Linked DNA regions of Homo sapiens: region 1 is linked to region 2. A link is a loop called in an ENCODE intact Hi-C map of the cell type or tissue named here. Cell type or tissue: PC-9. All regions are shown on one strand. Each heading gives the region's core, and the rest is flanking DNA. Links, peaks and the distances in the headings are about the cores only. Region 1 holds the start of LOC124900694 (a long non-coding RNA gene). Region 2 has its middle 180 kb from the start of LINC02513.

The links. Hi-C counts contacts between places; a loop is a spot of excess contacts. Peaks named below come from ENCODE experiments on the same cell type or tissue, not always from the same donor. Only the 100,000 strongest peaks of a DNase experiment are listed, where the experiment ranks them.
Region 1: it touches region 2 in a loop (9-fold over the local background); 2 of 110 quality-filtered maps call a loop at or near these places.

The regions. Positions count from the first base shown.
Region 1 is chr4:38,271,322-38,279,917 of GRCh38, forward strand. LOC124900694 (a long non-coding RNA gene) reads right to left here and starts at 8,555. Exons shown (of 2, transcript XR_007058100.1): 1 at 8,350-8,555; 2 at 4,856-5,313. RefSeq lists an enhancer at 7,685-7,854. In PC-9, for the core only: no CTCF peak of the experiment used is centred there; a DNase peak (open chromatin) is centred at 4,210; H3K27ac peaks cover 2,442 bases.
Region 2 is chr4:38,183,595-38,192,190 of GRCh38, forward strand. No RefSeq gene overlaps it. Among named protein-coding and RNA genes, the nearest start is that of LINC02513, 180 kb to the right of the region's middle. RefSeq lists enhancers at 3,621-3,790, 5,963-6,132. In PC-9, for the core only: no CTCF peak of the experiment used is centred there; DNase peaks (open chromatin) are centred at 5,207 and 6,047; H3K27ac peaks cover 3,318 bases.

The DNA.
Region 1 (8,596 bases), core at 2,220-7,219, 88 kb after region 2:
GTGCTGTCCTCACAATAGTGAGTGAGCTCTTGTGAGATCTGTTGTTGAAAAGCGTGTGGCGCCTCCCACTCTCTCTCTTGCTTCTGCTTTCCCACGTGATGTGCCTGCCCCTGCTTTGCCTTCTGCCATGAGTAAAAGTTCCCTGATGCCGCCGGGCGCGGTGGCTTACGCCTGTAATCCCAGCACTTTGGGAGGCCGAGGCGGGTGGATCACGAGGTCAGGAGATCGAGACCATCCTGGCTAACACGGTGAAACCCCGTCTCTACTACAAAATACAAAAAAAATTAGCCGGGCGCGGTGGTGGGCTCCTATAGTCCCAGCTACTTGGGAGGCTGAGGCAGGAAAATGGCGGGAACCCAGGAGGTGGAGCTTGCAGTGAGCCGACATGGCGCCACTGCACTCCAGCCTGGGCTACAGAGAGAGACTCAGTCTCAAAAAAAAAAATTCCCTGCTGCCTCCCCAGAAGCCGAGCAGATGCCAGTGCCATGACTGTACAGTTTGCAGAATCATGAGCAGATTAAACCTCTTTTTTTTTAAAATAAATTATCCAGTCTCAGGTATTTCTTTATAGTAATGCAAGAACAGCCTAGCACATGTACTGTATTTTAAAGTCATTTGAAATAGCTCTTGGCCAGGCTCAGTGGCTCATACCTGTAATCCCAGCACTTTGGGAGGCTGAGGCGGGTGCATCACTTGAGGTCAGGAGTTCTAGACTAGCCTGGCCAACATGGTGAAACCCCGTTTCTACAAAAAATACAAAAATTAGCCAGGTGTGGTGGCACATGCCTGTGGTTCTAGCTACTCTGGAGGCTGAGGCAGGAGAATCGCTTGAACACAGGAGGCAGAGGTTGCAGTGAGTCGAGATCGCACCACTGCACTTCAGCCTGGGCAGCAAAGTGAGATTCATCTCAAAAAAAAAAAAAAAAGAAATAGCTCCTATGTGGTTATGCCACCAATTCCATACAGTGTCAAATTCTTCTATTTCATTTTGGTTTTTATCTTTAGGAATTTAAAACATTTTAATTTCAAAATTGCATAAAATATTTACATAGTCCCTAACTCAAATCTATAAACCACGGTGCATTTAGAAAAGTCTAGCTTCCATTTCTGTATTTTTTTTACCCTATTCTTTCCCCTTCCATTTAAAAATAGTTTTGTTCTTCCCTTCCATTTTAAAACATAAGCAAATATATATTTGCTATATTCCCCTTTTCCAGATAAGTTATGCAAACTTTTTTTAAAAATAGACTTTATTTTTTAGAGCAGTTTTAGGTTTACGAGAGAGTTCCCATATGCCCTCTACCCCCACACATGCATATCTCTTAGGATGAACATCCCCTACCAGAGTGGACCATTTGCTACAATGGATGAACCAACATTGACACATCATTATCATCCAAAATCTATAGTTTACGTTAGGGTTCACTCTTGGTGTTGTACATTCTATGGGTCTGGACAAAGGTAAAATTACATGTATCTACCACTATAGTATCGTACAGAATAGTTTCACTGCCCTAAAAATCCTCTGTGTTCCAGCTATTCATTCTTCTCTCTCTCTAACTCAGCTATGCAAACTTTATAAACCTTTTTTTTAAAACCCAGCAACCTGGAGATCACTGCAGGCTATTGAGACCTCCCCCATTTCTTTTTATACTTAGAGTCCTCTGCAGTGTATGCAATGTGTGGCAGTATAAATTACTCCATTTCTGTGCATTTAACTGGCTACATTACACAATTGCATTATACGGATACAAGATTTATTTTGCCAATCCCTTATTATAAGTTATTTAGGTTTTTACAGAAATTGTATTTGCTCATAATCAACACTGAGATGAGTTTTAAATATATACACATTCTGCTTGAACTTCTGACTATATCACTAGAATGGGTTTCTATCTAAAAAGTTACTGAGTACATCACACAGCTTTTGCAAAACAAACTAGGCCAAAACTTACTGACTTAAAATAACCACAATTGTTTACCTCACAGTTCTGGGGTCAGTAATTTAGGTTGGCTTCATCTAGATGGTTCTTACAATCTAGACAGGGCTGAACCATGCATTTGTAGTTAGGGGCTAGATGGGGCAGGGGCTAGCTTGTTTAAGCTGGAGGCAGCTAGGACAGCTTGTCTCTGCTTCATGTGGTCTCATCCTTCAGCAGGCTGGCACTGGCTTGTCACATTAGAGTTGGACAGGGTTCCAAGAGAGCAAGCAGAAGTGTGCAAGGCTTAAAATTGGCACATCCTCATTTCTGGTGCATTCTATTGTCTAAGTCAGTCACAAGGCCAGCCCAGATTCAAGGAGTGGGGAACTAGACTCCATCCTTTGATAAGAGGAGCTATATAAATGACATCCTAACACAGGGAGGGGCAGAGATGCAGGGCCAGTTTGAAAGCAATCTACAACTTCAAGTCAAAGAATATGAACTTTTATAAGCTCCTAGTATGTACTGGAAGGTTTCCAGTCTTTTATTTTTTATTTATTTATTTATTTTTGAGATAGGGGCCTCAGTCTGTCACCCAGGCTGGAGTGCAGTTGTGCTATCTTGGCTTACCACAGCCTTGACCTCCTGCGCTCAGGTTATCCTCCTACCTCTGCTTCCTGAGTAGCTGGGACTACAGGTGCACATGCCATCATGCCTGGCTAATTTTTTTATTTTTCAAGAAGACAAGGCCTCACTACATTGCCCAGGTTGATCTTGAACTCCTTAGGCCCAAGCAATTCTCCCGTCTCGGGCTTCCAAAGTGTTGGGATTACAGGCGTGAGCCACTGCACCAGGCCTTCATTCTTTTATCCTCTTTTTCCCATATGACAGAATTTCACTCAGTGTAAATAGGCTGCCCTCCATTTCCATCTGGGCATAAATCCCTAGGGGCAATCATGAGTATTAATAAAATTATAGGAAGTATGCACTTGGAGCCTCACTTGCCTGAAGTGCCTATGAGGTGAATCCATGCAATGCATAGCTCAACAAATTCAACCTCAACAAATTCAACCTGGTTGCCTAACGTGGGTATAAGGATTCCATTTTGCTCATGGCCCAGTCTGGTAGACCATATTTCTGGGAAGGCAGTATCAGTATCTGGATTTGATTTGAATCAAATTACAATTACTCTGGAGCTACTCCAGGTTATACCCCAATATTCATACCGTCTCCACCTTCTCTTCTAGCTCCTCATGGAGTGATCCGGATCAGAGTAGAAGGACTCTCCAGCTGGCAGAGCAGAGGCAGCAGTGCCCTGGGAGACAGGGGAGTGGATTCTACCCCGTCTCTGCTACTTTCTAGCTGATATGGTTTGGCTCTGTGTCCCCACCTAAATCTCACGTTGAATTGTAATCCCCAATGTTGAGAGAAGGACCTGGTGGAAGGTGATTGAATCATGGGGGTGAACATTCTCCTTGCTGTTCTTGTGACAGAGTTCTCATGAGATCTGGTTGTTTGAAAGTGTGTAGCACTTCCCTGCTTTGCTGTCTCTCTCTCTCTCTCTCTCCTTCCTTACTGTGTGAAGATTGTACCTACTTCCCCTTTGCCTTCCACCATGATTGTAAGTTTCCTGAGGTCTCCCCAGCCATGCCTCCTGTCTAGCCCGCAGAACTGTGAGTCAACTAAATCTCTTTTCTCCATAAATTACTCAGTCTCAGGTATATCTTTATAACAGTGTGAGAACAGATTGATAGACTAGCTTTGTGTCATTAGAGAATCGTCATCTTTCTGAGCCTCAGTTTCCTCATCTGTAAAATTGAAAGAATAATCCCTACCTCATGGAGTCGAGATGAGGATTTGATGTAATATGGTGTAATATAATACAGTAAAAGAACCCCTTCCCTTTACTCCCAGCTTTAATATTTGAGGACAACTCCTAGCTGGCAAGAGGCGTGGGAGAAGTAGAGTAAATCTTCCGTTAGGCCTCAAGTGTCTCAGACCTCTCAAGACACAAGGACCAGGGCTTCCCTTTGTCTAAGCATCTGGCTGGTGGCAATGAACATTTTATAGATGTAAGTAGTTGCTTTAAGGAATTTCAGCAATGACATAGTTCAGGTCAAAGATTTAAAGAACACGGTGCGCAGACCTGGGCTGAAGCTGTGGCTGGCCACGCTACTTCCTTAATGTAGATGAGCGTTTGTGCAAGACCTCATCCATGGAGGCTGCTGCCTCTTCACAAACCCCACCTTCACCACTGCAGGCTCATGCAGGTGTCAAGTGGCACCAGGAGAGCAAATTTGTTTGGTTAAATGTCTGACTCATCATTCATAGCTTGACAGGTTTCTGAGCTTGCTTCAGACTTGACTTGAAAGAAAAAGGTGGGAGCTGGCAGAGAGGAAATAGGATCCTTTTATTACAGAACACTTTCCTGAGGGGTTGTTTTCTTGAATGTTAATCCAGACCCAGGTTGTTATTCTAAAGGTGCACTGGAGCCAAACTTCAGGATGGAGCTCAGCTGTTAACCCATTAGTGACTCACCCAATCATGGAGACCCAGGGATTTGTGTGAGGGCTGAGATGCTGCAAGACCTGCTGATTGGGAGCCAAGGATTCTGACTTTTCTCTGCAGACTGAAGGTTCCCTTTCGTCATTTGCCCTTCAGACCTGGAATCCTTGCTTATCAGTGGGAAGTGGCTGTCTGCTGGATCCCATTTGATATCCCTGAGCCTGGGAACTATCTGGTAATGAGTTTCATCTGGAACTAAGTCTGGACCAATATGGATTGTCATTTGCATGGGGTGTATGGTGGCTACCCTGAATGCCAAGTGAAATAAATGTGAAAGCAAAAACACAGGCCCCACCAGTGAGGGTCAGGGGATGTTACTCAGCAAGGTTAGCAAACTACAACACACAGGTCAAATCCAGCCTGCTGTCTGTTTTTTATAAATAAAATTTTATTGGAACGCAGTCACGCTCGTCTTTTTAAATGTATTGCCTATGGCTGCTTTTGTGCTAAAGTAGTAGAGTGCAGTGGCTGTGACAGAGACTGCATGACTGGCAAAGCCAAAAATGTTTACTACCTGGCCCTGGGTTAGGAAAATGCTCACCAACCCCTGGGTTAGATGCACCCTTCCAGAAACACAACCCCTTTCCTACTGACCAGCCCTGTGGACATGCTTTCTCTAGCCAGTGTCCATCTTGAATGCAGGTAACGGCCTGGCCTCAGAGCTGAGGGCACCTGGTGCTGGGCCCATGGCCCTTCAGAGGCTAGCAAACCAGTGCTTCCACAGAAGGCTCAGGAAGATGGGGTGGAGGGTGTGGTGGGCAGCTCCTCTCTGCTGGGCAGCTCCTCTCTGCTGTTGACCCTCACTGGATTCATCATCTAGGGTGTTCTAGTAAGTAATGAAGAAACAAAGAAATTCCTTTGATCAGGGCTATATAAATTTCCTAGGGCTGGTGTAACAAAGTACCACAAACAGACTGACCTACACAAAAGGAACTTATCATCTCAGCTGGGCGCTGTGGCTCACACCTGTAATCCCAGCACTTTGGGAGGCCGAGGCAGGCAGATCACCTGAGGTCAGGAATTTGAGACCAGCCTGGCCAACATGGTAAAACCCCGTCTCTACTAAAAATACAAAAATTAGCCGGGCGTGGTGGTGCATGCCTGTAATTCCCAGCTACTCAGGAGGCTGAGGCCGGAGAATCGCTTGAACCTGGGAGGCGGAGGTTGCAGTGAGCCAAGATTGCGCCATTGCACTCCAGCCCGGGTGACAGAGCGAGACTCTGTCTCAAAAAAGAAAAAAAAAAAAAAGAAATTTATTATCTCACAGTTCTGGAGGCCAAAATCCAAAAATCAAGATGTGGGCCGGCCATACTCCCTCTGATAGTGCTAGGAAAGGATCTGCTCCAGGCCCTTCTCCTGGCTCTGGTAGTTCCTTCGTTTACAGATGATGTTGTCTTTGTTTGTTTCCATTGTCTTCCCTCTGTTTGTCTCTGCATCCAAATTTTCCCCTTTATTAAGGACTCAGTCACGTTGGATTAGAGCCTACCCCAAACACTTTATTTTAACTAATTACACTTGCAACGATCCTGTTGCAACCTCACATTCTGAGGTACCAGGGGTTAGAAGTTCAACATACGAACTTTAGAGGTGGTGGGGGGGCGGTACAATTCAACCTAGAGCAGGAGCTCTGTGTCACTGCAAGGCCTATGTCATACAATAACACGAAAATCTTATGACTGCGATAAAGAGAAAAAAAATCTGTAACATATGGCTCAATAATTGGTGATTAAACTTCTATTCTGTACAAGCTACGATGCTCCATTCTGAATCATTTAAACTTTATGAGAACCCTTTGCAAATGAGAAAATGAGTCCCAAGGTGTTTAATTTCTCAAACAGTAGAGCAGATTTCAAACCCTGGTCTGCCTGGTTTTGAAACCCTCTCCCTGTTCACTAGGCCAGTAGTTCTCAAACTATTATCCTGGAACCAGTGATACCAGGATCACCTGGCAACTTGTTAGTAATGCAAAGCTTCAGGCCCCACCTCACACATACTGAACCAAAAACTCTGCTACAGTAGCAGAAGGGGACTGTGGCCAAAGTTCTGGAATCCATGAATTGGGCCAGGCCTGAGAGCAGGCAGGTTGACATTTATTAGCTACGTAAGTGCCAGGCACATGGCTGATTGGCTTCATTTAGGCTGTTTTATATGATTGTGGTAGGCAGAAAATGGCATCCCCAAAAGGTCCAAATCCTAATCCCCAGAACCGTGAAGGTGTTCCCTTACATGGTAAAAGCGTCTTTGCAGATGTGATGAAATTAAAGATCTTGAGATGGGCAGATTATCTTGGGTTCTCTAAGGGGGGCCAACAAAATCTCAAGGTCTTTATCAAGGAAAGAGGTAGGGAGGAAAGTCAGTTAGAGAATGTGTGAGGATGCTTACACTGGTGGCCTTGAAGATGGAAGTAGGGGCCACGAGCCCAGGAATGGAGACAGCCTCTAGAAGTTGGGAAAGGCAAGGAAATGAATTCTCCCCTAGAGCCTACAGAGAGAGAGAGCTGCCAACACCTTGATTTTATCCCAGTGAAATCCATTTTGGACTTCTGACCTCTGAAACTGTAAGATAATAAATGTGTTATTTTAATCTACTATGTGTGGTAATGTATTCATTTGTTACAGCAGCAACAGGAAACAGATACACTGTATCTGATTGGTTAATGTGTTTCGATCCAGGCAAATATCCAACTTCAAGCTACAAAAGCCAATGCCCGCAGCAGCCTTGTTCCTGGCAACCAGACCTCTCCACTGCTGAATCAGAAAGCTATTAATAGTCCAAAGACCCACCATCCACGGAGGCCAACTTGGCCTTCTCCAACAAGGAAGCTAACAGGTAATAGCGGTTTCAATGACATGGAGTCTAAACCAGTGGGTCTCGGGCTGTGATGTGCATACAAATCACCTGCAAAGCTGATTAGAATGTAGGTTCCGAGGCTGGGCACGGTGGCTCACACCTGTAATCCCAGCACTTTGGGAGGCCGAGGCGGGCAGATCACGAGGTCAGGAGATTGAGACCATCCTGGCTAACATGGTGAAACCCCGTCTCTACTAAAAATACAAAAAAATTAGCCAGGTGTGGTGGCAGGCGCCTGTAGTCCCAGCTATTTGGGAGGCTGAGGCAGGAGAATGGCGTGAACCCGGGAGGCGGAGCTTGCAGTGAGCAGAGATCGCGCCACTGCACTCCAGCCTGGGCGACAGAGCGAGACTCTGTCTCAAAAAAAAAAAAAAAAAAAAAAAAGAATGTAGGTTCCGCTTCAGAAGGCCTGGCATTCTTCATTTCTAACAAGCTCCCACCGGGTGATGTTATTGGCTGTCAGGGGCACGTGCATAGCAAGCCATGGATGCCTACTCATCAGAGACCACCACCTCCTCAGAGTCCCTCTGCATTTACGGGTCTAGGTGAGGGCTTTCAAAATCGGATGGGTCGTCAGCCTCACCTGGGCGCCTGTCAACAAAGGGTGGACTCCACCCCGGGCCTGCAGAACCAGGAATCTACAAGTCTATTGGGCGCCTCCATTCTGAGGCCAGTGGTTTATGCACAGGTGTTTGAACACAACTGCTTGAAATCACAAAAGCAAACAACTCCTCAACAGATTACCTGCACCTCCATTCTGAGTTTGTACAGAATCAGTGCCATTATCTGAAATATGAAATACTTATCCCCTGATCACTCCTCTTTCCTCCTCATCTTAGGACCTCAAGCACTTCAAAGCCTGAGCGAACCCCCCAGAGAAGGTGGCTTGGCCACAGAGGGAGCCCCACAGAGACCCCTGCGAGGCTGAGCAGGGGGACACTGAGCTCCCACTGCAGGGTCAGGGCCAGCTAAACTCTATGGCTTCCTTGCTTTCTGGATCCCAAGCTCTCACCTCCAGCCAGACATTACTAGTGTGAATTCCACCTCCTTTTGCTGGGGAGGGCAAAGTGCAGCAGCCTGCAGGTACAATTTACTCCAGCATGGGCTCATAAAACACTGCAAATGAAACTTCAAAGGCCGTGGGCAGCCACCGCCCATGGGTCCACCTTTCTCCAACCCTCATTAGCCGCCCACCCTTGGAGTTCTCCTCCAGGGTGATCTCAGCTCCCTTCCCTACCCCACCCTCTATTAAGGCTTCC
Region 2 (8,596 bases), core at 2,432-7,431:
ACCATGAATCCACCAGAAGGAAGAAACTCTGAACACGTTCGAACATCAGAAGGAACAAACTCCAGACGCACCACCTTTAAGAACTGTTAACACTCACCGCGAGGGTCCACGGCTTCATTCTTGAAGTTAGTGAGACCAAGAACCCACCAATTCCGGACACAGAATCATTATGATTTCCTTGGAAAATGGATGTGTGGAAAGATATTTACCATGGGCTTTCTTTGGAGCCAATAAATACATCCCCTCAAAGTCCCAAACTTGTATTTGAACAACACTTGTGAATTTCAGTTAAATTAGTACCGGGAAATTGCTGAGTTAGTTCTTGTATCTAGAACTATCTTCAGTAGAATGACTGCACATCCAGATGTAGACAGGCTGGGAGGAAGGGGCCAAATCTTACTCATTTCATTATTCTCGGTCTCCAGCATAGGACTGACATGGGTCTTTGATCAACAGATGTTTACTGGTTAGAATTAAAATCCAGCATGCGGATTCTCATTTATTTGATTCCTTGAGATGAAAAGGGCCAGTCTTCTGACCTTTTAATCCACTGTCAGCACTGGCGCCCCGATCAGAAATTATAGCACAGGAGCCTAAGCTCAGAGCGACTACAAAGGGGTCAGGGCAGAGGGAATTGAAGACACAGATTCTATCCCCGTCTGGACTTTTCATATGGACGAGGGAAGAGGTTCATAGCCTCAGCTGAGCTGCAGGTCAGACAATTGGGGTGGATGCTCTTTTATTGAGCACCTGCTATATAGATCAGGATATTTGCATTCACTCTCCCATTTAATCCTCGCAAGAGGTTGTGAAAACACCGACATCGCTTCTATTATCCCCATTTAGAGATGAGGAAACCAAGTCTTAGCCAAATAACCTGCATAACGGAAGAAGCTGGGATTCAAATCCGGGACTTCAGAATGGAAGAATGATGTCAAATTTCCTCTCAACAGCAGAGATTCATGCAGCCAGTAGGGGAGCTAGGGCTCACCTTAAAATGGCACTAGGTGTTTGCAACTTTTTGAACAAAGGCATTTTTAGGGAACTAGTGGACAAGCGGTTGATTTGGCAGGAAGCCCGCCAGACAGCTAGAAAATGCAACTGGCCTGGGACCGATCAATCAATTTCAGGTTGCAGTATGTTTTTTCCCCTCCAAATCCATCCACTGAAAAGTCCTTGGAGTAGGAGCGGACTTGAAAAGAACTGCCAGGATGGAAAATACTAATTTTTTTTTTTTGGCATTTATTTTAAAAGGGACTTACCTAAAGCTCTCTAGATCCACTAAAGTATTACACAAGAAGATGGGTGAGTCTCAGGCTCTTCAATCAGAAAATTATTTCCATAGGTCAAAAGAGCCAAAGAATTTCTCAACTCTATTTACATTCTCAAAAAGAAAAATTTAGTCTGAGCATGGTGGCTCATGTTTGTAATCTCAGCAGTTTGGGAGGCCGAGGTGGGAGTGTCACTTGAGGCCAGGAATTCAAGACCTGCCTGGACAACATAGTGAGACCTGTCTCCACAAAAAATAAAAATAAAAAAATTAGGCAGTTTTGGTGGTGTGTCCTGTGGTCCCAGCTATTTGGGAGGCTGAGGCAGGAGGAACACTTGAGCCCGAGTGGTCAAAGTTACAGTGAGCTATGATCACACTACTGCACTCCAGCCTCGGCGACAGCAATACCCCATCTCAAAAATATAAAAATGAAAATAAAAGAGAAAGAAAGAAAAAAGAAAAATTTATTTCTAGGTTCAAACCCCATTTCCTTTTACCGACCTTAACTAAATTTCTATTTGTCATCTTTTTAACTGGTTTGTGTGACCCTTTTTAACTGGCTTGTGTGCCATGAATGTCTGATTAAGATGTTTGTTTCCGCCTCTTATACAGTAATCAGGCAAGGAAGCACAATCTCTGGGTCCAAGAGGGGGTTAGGGAGGAGGATTCAGTTAAACAATCATGAAAACAGGGCCCTGTGGTAAGATGGGAGGGGCAGAGTCCTCCCCCTCAAGGGACTTAGTGTCCAGTGGGAGACACACAGGCCACTGTTGTCCGGTACCCATGGGGCATCTCTGGGTTCCTCCAGCAGGGAGCCTGATTAGGATCCATGAGAAGCTTCTCTTTGCACCCAGAATCTCTCCTGTTCAATCCAGCTCCCTGTGGGCTCTTAATTGTAAGGCTTTACTATTCGCCAGGGAGACCTCAGGTTTTTCATTGATTAAAGAGAAAGACTCCTTTGACACTACAAAGAGGAACATTTAAATTGCCAGGTGATTTAATGCAATTATCTCTCCTTGGCCTGACAGGTTGAAATGAGCAAAGGAGTGAAAGGATTCAAGGAACTTAACATAAATCGAACCAGTTATTTTCTCACTAGCAATCAGCAGATTGAGGATGTTCACTGGGGAGACGGATGATGCTTCCTGCAGCAGTGTTAAGTGCATTAAAAAAGAGCAACTCAAGAAAATAATTTCCAATGCTTTCCAATTCTTTTGCCACCTGGAAACTTTCTGTTCATTTATTTTTAAAACTCATTTTTAATCTTTGTGTATTGAACTTCCATTGGGCGCCTTTGAGGGGCCTCACTGCATTAGTTTGCTAGCGCTGATGAAACGAAGTACAGCAAACTGGGTGACTTAACAACAGAAATGTACTGTCTCCATTCTGGAGGCCAGGAGGTCAGAGACCAAGGTAGCAGAGGGGTTGGTTCCTTCTGAGAGTGGTGAAGGAAGGACCTGTTCGGGGCCTTTTTCCTAGCTTCCGATGATTTGCTGCCATCTTTGGCAGTCCTTGGCTTGTAGACACATCACCCTGATCTCTGCCTTCATGTTCACCTGGCATTCTCCCTGTGTGCATGTCTGCATGTGCATATTTCTTCCTTTTTATAAGAACACCACCATTCGTATTGGATTAGAAGCCACCCTACTCCAGTATGATCCCATCTTGAAACGAATTACAGACAGTCCCCCACCTAATGACGGTTCCACTTACAATATTTCTGCTTTATGATTGTATGGAAGTGACATGCATTCGGTTCAGTATTCAATAAATCACGTGAGATATTCAACACATTATTATAAAATAGGTTTTGTGTTAGGTGATTTTGCTCCAGTGTAGACTAATGTAAGTGTTCTGAGAATGTTTAAGGTAGACTAAACTATGGCATCCAGTAGATTAGGTATATTAAATGCATTTTTGACTTAACAGCATTTTCAACCTATGATGGGATTATCAGGTCATAACCTCATTGTAAGTTGAGGAGCATCTGTACATCTGCAATGACCCTATTTCCAAATAAGGTCACCGTCTGAGCTACTGGGGGTTAGGACTTCAACATATGAATGTTAGGGGGATACAGTCCCACCTGTAACACTCCCTGTAGCCCTTCTCTGTCGCTGGCTGAAACCAGCTGGTTGACATGTGGACATCCACCTTCTCGCTTCTGGCATAGGGACTCACAACCCTGGGTACAAAATGGAAATCACCTGGAAGATTTTGAAAGAAATACCCAAGATGCCCAGTGGGATTTTCCCTAGCATGTGCAGGGTCCTCGGTACACATTGTTTGCTGGGGCACTTATCTATAAAAATAAGCTGACTAGAAAATGCATGACAAAATTTATGGGCCCATATGAGGTACAGTGATGCATTGAAGAAAAATTAGAATGGGTAGAAGAGAGTTACTTATGATTTATGTATTGTCCAGTTAGTGCACATAGAGATTCTTCGCGGGGTTTAGACAGAATCTCTTCCTGTTCTTTATCATCAAATGTACCATTCCTGATTAATTTCATATCTCCTACTGTAAGAGAAAGATAGCAACACTGTTATTACAATGCCAGGGCTCTTCAGAACAGTTTGTATTGAAAGAATAGATTTTGTTTCTGCTTTGCCTCAATACTGTTAATTTGAGGGTTGTTTCATTGTTAAGGGTCAACTGTCTCATCTGGTGTGTTCGATGTGATTATCAGCTCTCAATGGTCTGTTAAAGGTGCTTTCCCCTTGGTGAACAGAAAATGCAAGTCTTTCCCAGTATGCAAGAAAGTGTGAAGGATAATTCTTTTTTGGTGATGTGAAACTTACTCTTTAAAGTTTTCTAGCACAAACGTAGGATACTGTTATGGTTTGGCTGTGTCCCCACCCAAATCTCATCTTGAATTGTAGCTCCCGTAATTCCCATGTGTTGTGGGAGGGACCCTGTGGGAGATAATTGAATCATGGGGGCGGGTCTTTCCCATGCTATTCTCATGATAGTGAATAAGTTTCATGAGATCTGATGGTTTTATAAAGGGGAGTTTTCCTGCACAAGCTCTCTTTGCCTGCCGCCATCCATATAAGACTTGACTTGCTCCTCCTTGCCTTCCACCATGATTGTGAGGCCTCTCCAACCACGTGGAACTGCAAGTCCATTAAATCTCTTTCCTTTATAAACTACCCAGTCTCGGGTATGTCTTTATTAGCAGCATGAGAACAGACTAATACAGATACCTTCCAACCATGTTCTGAATCCACCAGGCAGTAATTACTACCTTCCTGAAATGTGGTATATTTCCATAGGGACTGCATTCCTGCCTGCCAGGCAGTGCCACCAGCCTGTAGGGTAGTGGCTTGTGGAAAGAGTGAGAAGAGCAGGCCTCTTCCTGCAACTGTCTACCCTCATCAGGCACGGCCTGAGACCGACAGCGACTGCGGGACATCACTGCATCTGTGGGAGATGAGAGGACAATGACCCGCAGGGTCTGTTTGCCTTTAGGAGCAATGGACTGGACAGCCACCCTGGGAAGACTGTGGAGCCTGCAGCAGGTGTGGGTGGCTGGCCTGGGTGGCCGCAATCAGGCGTGCACAGCTAATGTCGCAGCCCCTACTGCTCAGTGTGGAGGACCTTAGGAGGATCCCAGCATGGAGGGCGAGAGCCATGCACAACCCACACATGTGACTCAAGTGGGGTCTGCGGTGGATGGTCTGTAGCCAGGGCCCTGAACATGCCCTATACGCCATGTGAGTGAATTGCCCCAAATCAGCACCACTGGTGGCCTCACCTCTCATGCAAGAAACATTGCTCTGGGCAGTGGGAGTGGCCCAGGCCACCCTCCTAGTCGTGACGATTGCAAAGGCACGAGTCACCAAGCTCTGTGGGTACCTGCATCCTGATCCTTGCTCAGGGTGCCCCCGGGGACGATTCTGACAGTTCCTGCAGGTGTAGGCACGGATGTGCAACCTGGAAAATTTCAAGGAAGGTGCCCCAGGGCACAGGCCAGGATAGGCTGGCTCCCTTCCCGGGTCTAAGGGCCATTCTGCTGCCCAGCCGCAAACCCGGAAGATTCTGATCTATGGGGCTGGGGCGTGGCTCCCCCACCATAGGTATAAAAACCTCCTCAGGTGACTCTCCCGTGCAGCCAGGTTGAGAACCACAGTGACCTCGCTCACTGACTCACAAATTTGTTGGCACATTGGAATCACCAGGGAGGTTTAATACATTCTAAGCCTGGATGCCACTCCCTGAGTTTTGACTTAATTGGTCTGGGGTGTAACCTAGCATTGGGATTGGAGAATCAATGACCTCTCATTTGAGGTGGTTTTTTAAAACCTCCAGTGGTGCCCTACATCTGATTGGCTATCAGTTGCACACTTAGCTTGGAAGGCCCCTGGATGCTGGTTTTGTGGGAGAGATTCCCCTTGCCCACTCTTTCATTGCCTGATTGGCTTCCCTGACCCCACAGGTGGCATCTTCCTCAAGTCAACCAGCGTGGTAGTCAGAGAGGGCTAACAGGAATGGGGAAAAACTTTCAACCTCCAGAGGAGTGGAAATACTGGGACTGTGGTCACACCTGGTCAACAGTCCTAAATATGAGTGTGAAAAGTCACTTGAACATTCAGAGACAAAGCTCTGGTCTCTGGTCACCACCCCTCTTTTTTTTTGAGCCAGAGTCTTGCTCTGACACCCAGGCTGGAGTGCAGTGGCAAGATACTGCTCACTGCAGCCTCGACCTCCTGGGCTCAAGCAATCCTCCTACCTCAGCCTTCTGAGTCACTGGAACTACAGGCGTGAGTCACTGAGCCTGGCTCTCCAACCCCTTTTAGAGGCTTTTTAGTTCTCAGGCTGCAGTGTAAACTGACTTTCTCTGACCCCAGGGATGAGTCAGGCAAATGTGAAGCCAAGGGGTCAACATGGAGCTGCTTCTTCCGTGGAGTATCAATTTTATTTGACAATGTACATTTGGAAAGTCAAGTAAACTTACTGACTAGAAATGCACAACCTTATTTTAATATCATAATACATGAGAATATTGTAAACCATGATGCATAACTTGCATAATTAAAAATGAAAATCAATTATTTTTATTTTTACTTTTAGATACAGGTTCTTGTTCCATCACCCAGGCTGAAGTGCAGTGGTGGAATCCATAGCTCACTGCAGCTGCAAACTCGTGGCCTCAAGCAATCCTCTTGCCTTGGGCTCCCAAAGTGCTGGGATTATAATCATGAGCCAACACACCTGGCCAGTCTAAGACATTTTATGCTTGCACTGGATGTTTCAGAACAGGCATCCCCATTCCCCATTTATCTTGTATTAAGAGTTGTTTGTTAAAAAAGCTTGAGACCCACTGGAACTAGTAGGTTCAACCTATTTCTCTGTGATCTAAATGAATTCGCATAGGATTTTTCTCTGCTGGGGATGTTCTTCCCTCACTTGGTTACCTGATGAACTCCCATTTGCCCCTCAAAGCCCGCCTTAGATTTCTAGCATACCTTTCTTCTCCTGTCAGTGAGAGGTTATCACCACCTACTCTGTACTGTGCTTAGTACATATCTGCGTTTATGCTTATTCCGCATTGGTGTAATTTATTTGTTTATGTGTCTATTTCATCTATAAGACTAGATACTCTTTGAGGGCAGGAATTACATTTCATACATTGTTCTTCCTCATCTTAGCACCAGGCCTGGCATAGAGCAGATCTCAACAAGAGTTAGTTGATTAAAAGCCATGTTTTTCTTTACTTCTTAAAGAATAACTGAAAAATCCCAAACGCTCCAAATTGCTGCTAGTTGAAATTCAAAAGGAGATCGTTTTGGTGCTTTTTTCTGAGTCAGCTGTGTGACTCTGAGTATGCCCAGAAAACACAGGAGTTGCCCTGGCAGGGGGGTTGGTTATAGAGGGGTTGTCACTAGATCCTGGCCCCTTGGGGAAAGGGAGAGAGGAGGACATTGAAGAAGGGACAGTCCAGCAGCTGGCCCAGCTGTGGGGCCTGTGGTCTCCCCTCCTCTGCCCCCTCCCGTGCTCTTTGGATAGCCTTGTACTTACAGCCACTTGGACAAGCCTTAGCATTGTTTGCCTCTAGTGTAGGGTCAGAGGCCTTGTAGGAATGGCATGATTCTGCTTCCTTAAATAGTGACTTGGGAATGAAATGAGTAACCATGTCTTTAATTAGCCATACCCCAGAGGCCCGTAGGGGGTTGGTAAATGGTGGGCTTCCAGCCAAGATCAGCACTATGTGGCTGGTATTCGGTCCAGGGAGGCTTAGGGGGATGTTTTATTGGCCTCTCTCCCTCCAGTTGTCCTGTCAGCCCCTGATCCATGCTGTCGCCCTTTCAGCACGATGGGCTTCTCAAGACTGACAGAGGAAAGAAGGGAGGAGAGAGGCTAACCCAGTCTGCACATCTGTTAGGTTGGTGCAAACGTTAATTGTGGTTTTTGCCATTACTCGATTTTGCATTTACTTTTACATCAACCTTATATAATATCATGGGCCAGCCTCTGTGCCCAACACTGAGAAGGGCAAAATCAAAGGACTTTAGAGAAGGACTAAAATGTAACCCAACAAAAACATATAGTCCCAGAGCAGTCAAAGAAAGAGGGAGTGAAAGATATTTCAGAAAAACTTAAGTTCTTTGCTCTTTCTCCTTCTCCTTCTTCTTCTTCTTTTTTTGACAGAGTATTGCTCTGTCACCAGGCTGCTGGAGTGCAGTGGCGCAATCTCGGCTCACTGCAACCTCCGCCTCCTGGGTTCACGCCATTCTCCTGCCTCAGCCTCCCGAGCAGCTGGGACTACAGGTGCGCACCACTATGCCCCGCTTATTTTTTTGTGTATTTTAGTAGAGACAGGGTTTCACCATGTTGGCCAGAATGGTCTCGATCTCCTGACCTCATGATCCGCCCACCTTGGGCTCCTGAAGTGCTGGGATTACAGGCGTGAGCCACTGTGCCCAACCTTGTATTTTCAAACTCTGTAAATGGAATCTACACAGGCTACCCTTAATTCAGCCTCCTTCCATTTTCTATCCACTTCCTCACACCCTGAGTCTGCCCTGGCACTCTTTCCTCAAAACGCTGCAGAAAACTGCCCTGGCCTGTGCACTTTTCCCTTTACCCTTGTAGAGAGAAAAGAAATCTTTCTAGCCCGAGTCCACATGCCTTTCATCTCTACTAAATATCCTCCTTTCCTTCTGCCTCTTCATTTTTCTCTCCCTAACTTTTGATGCTATATTACAGAAAAGAATAATTCTGCAAGGGAAATCTTTATCCCCAGGGAGAGTGGCAAAAACCAATGGGAAAAGGCCTCTTTCGATGGTGAGGAGAGAGGAGACAGGCTAGGGATACTCACAA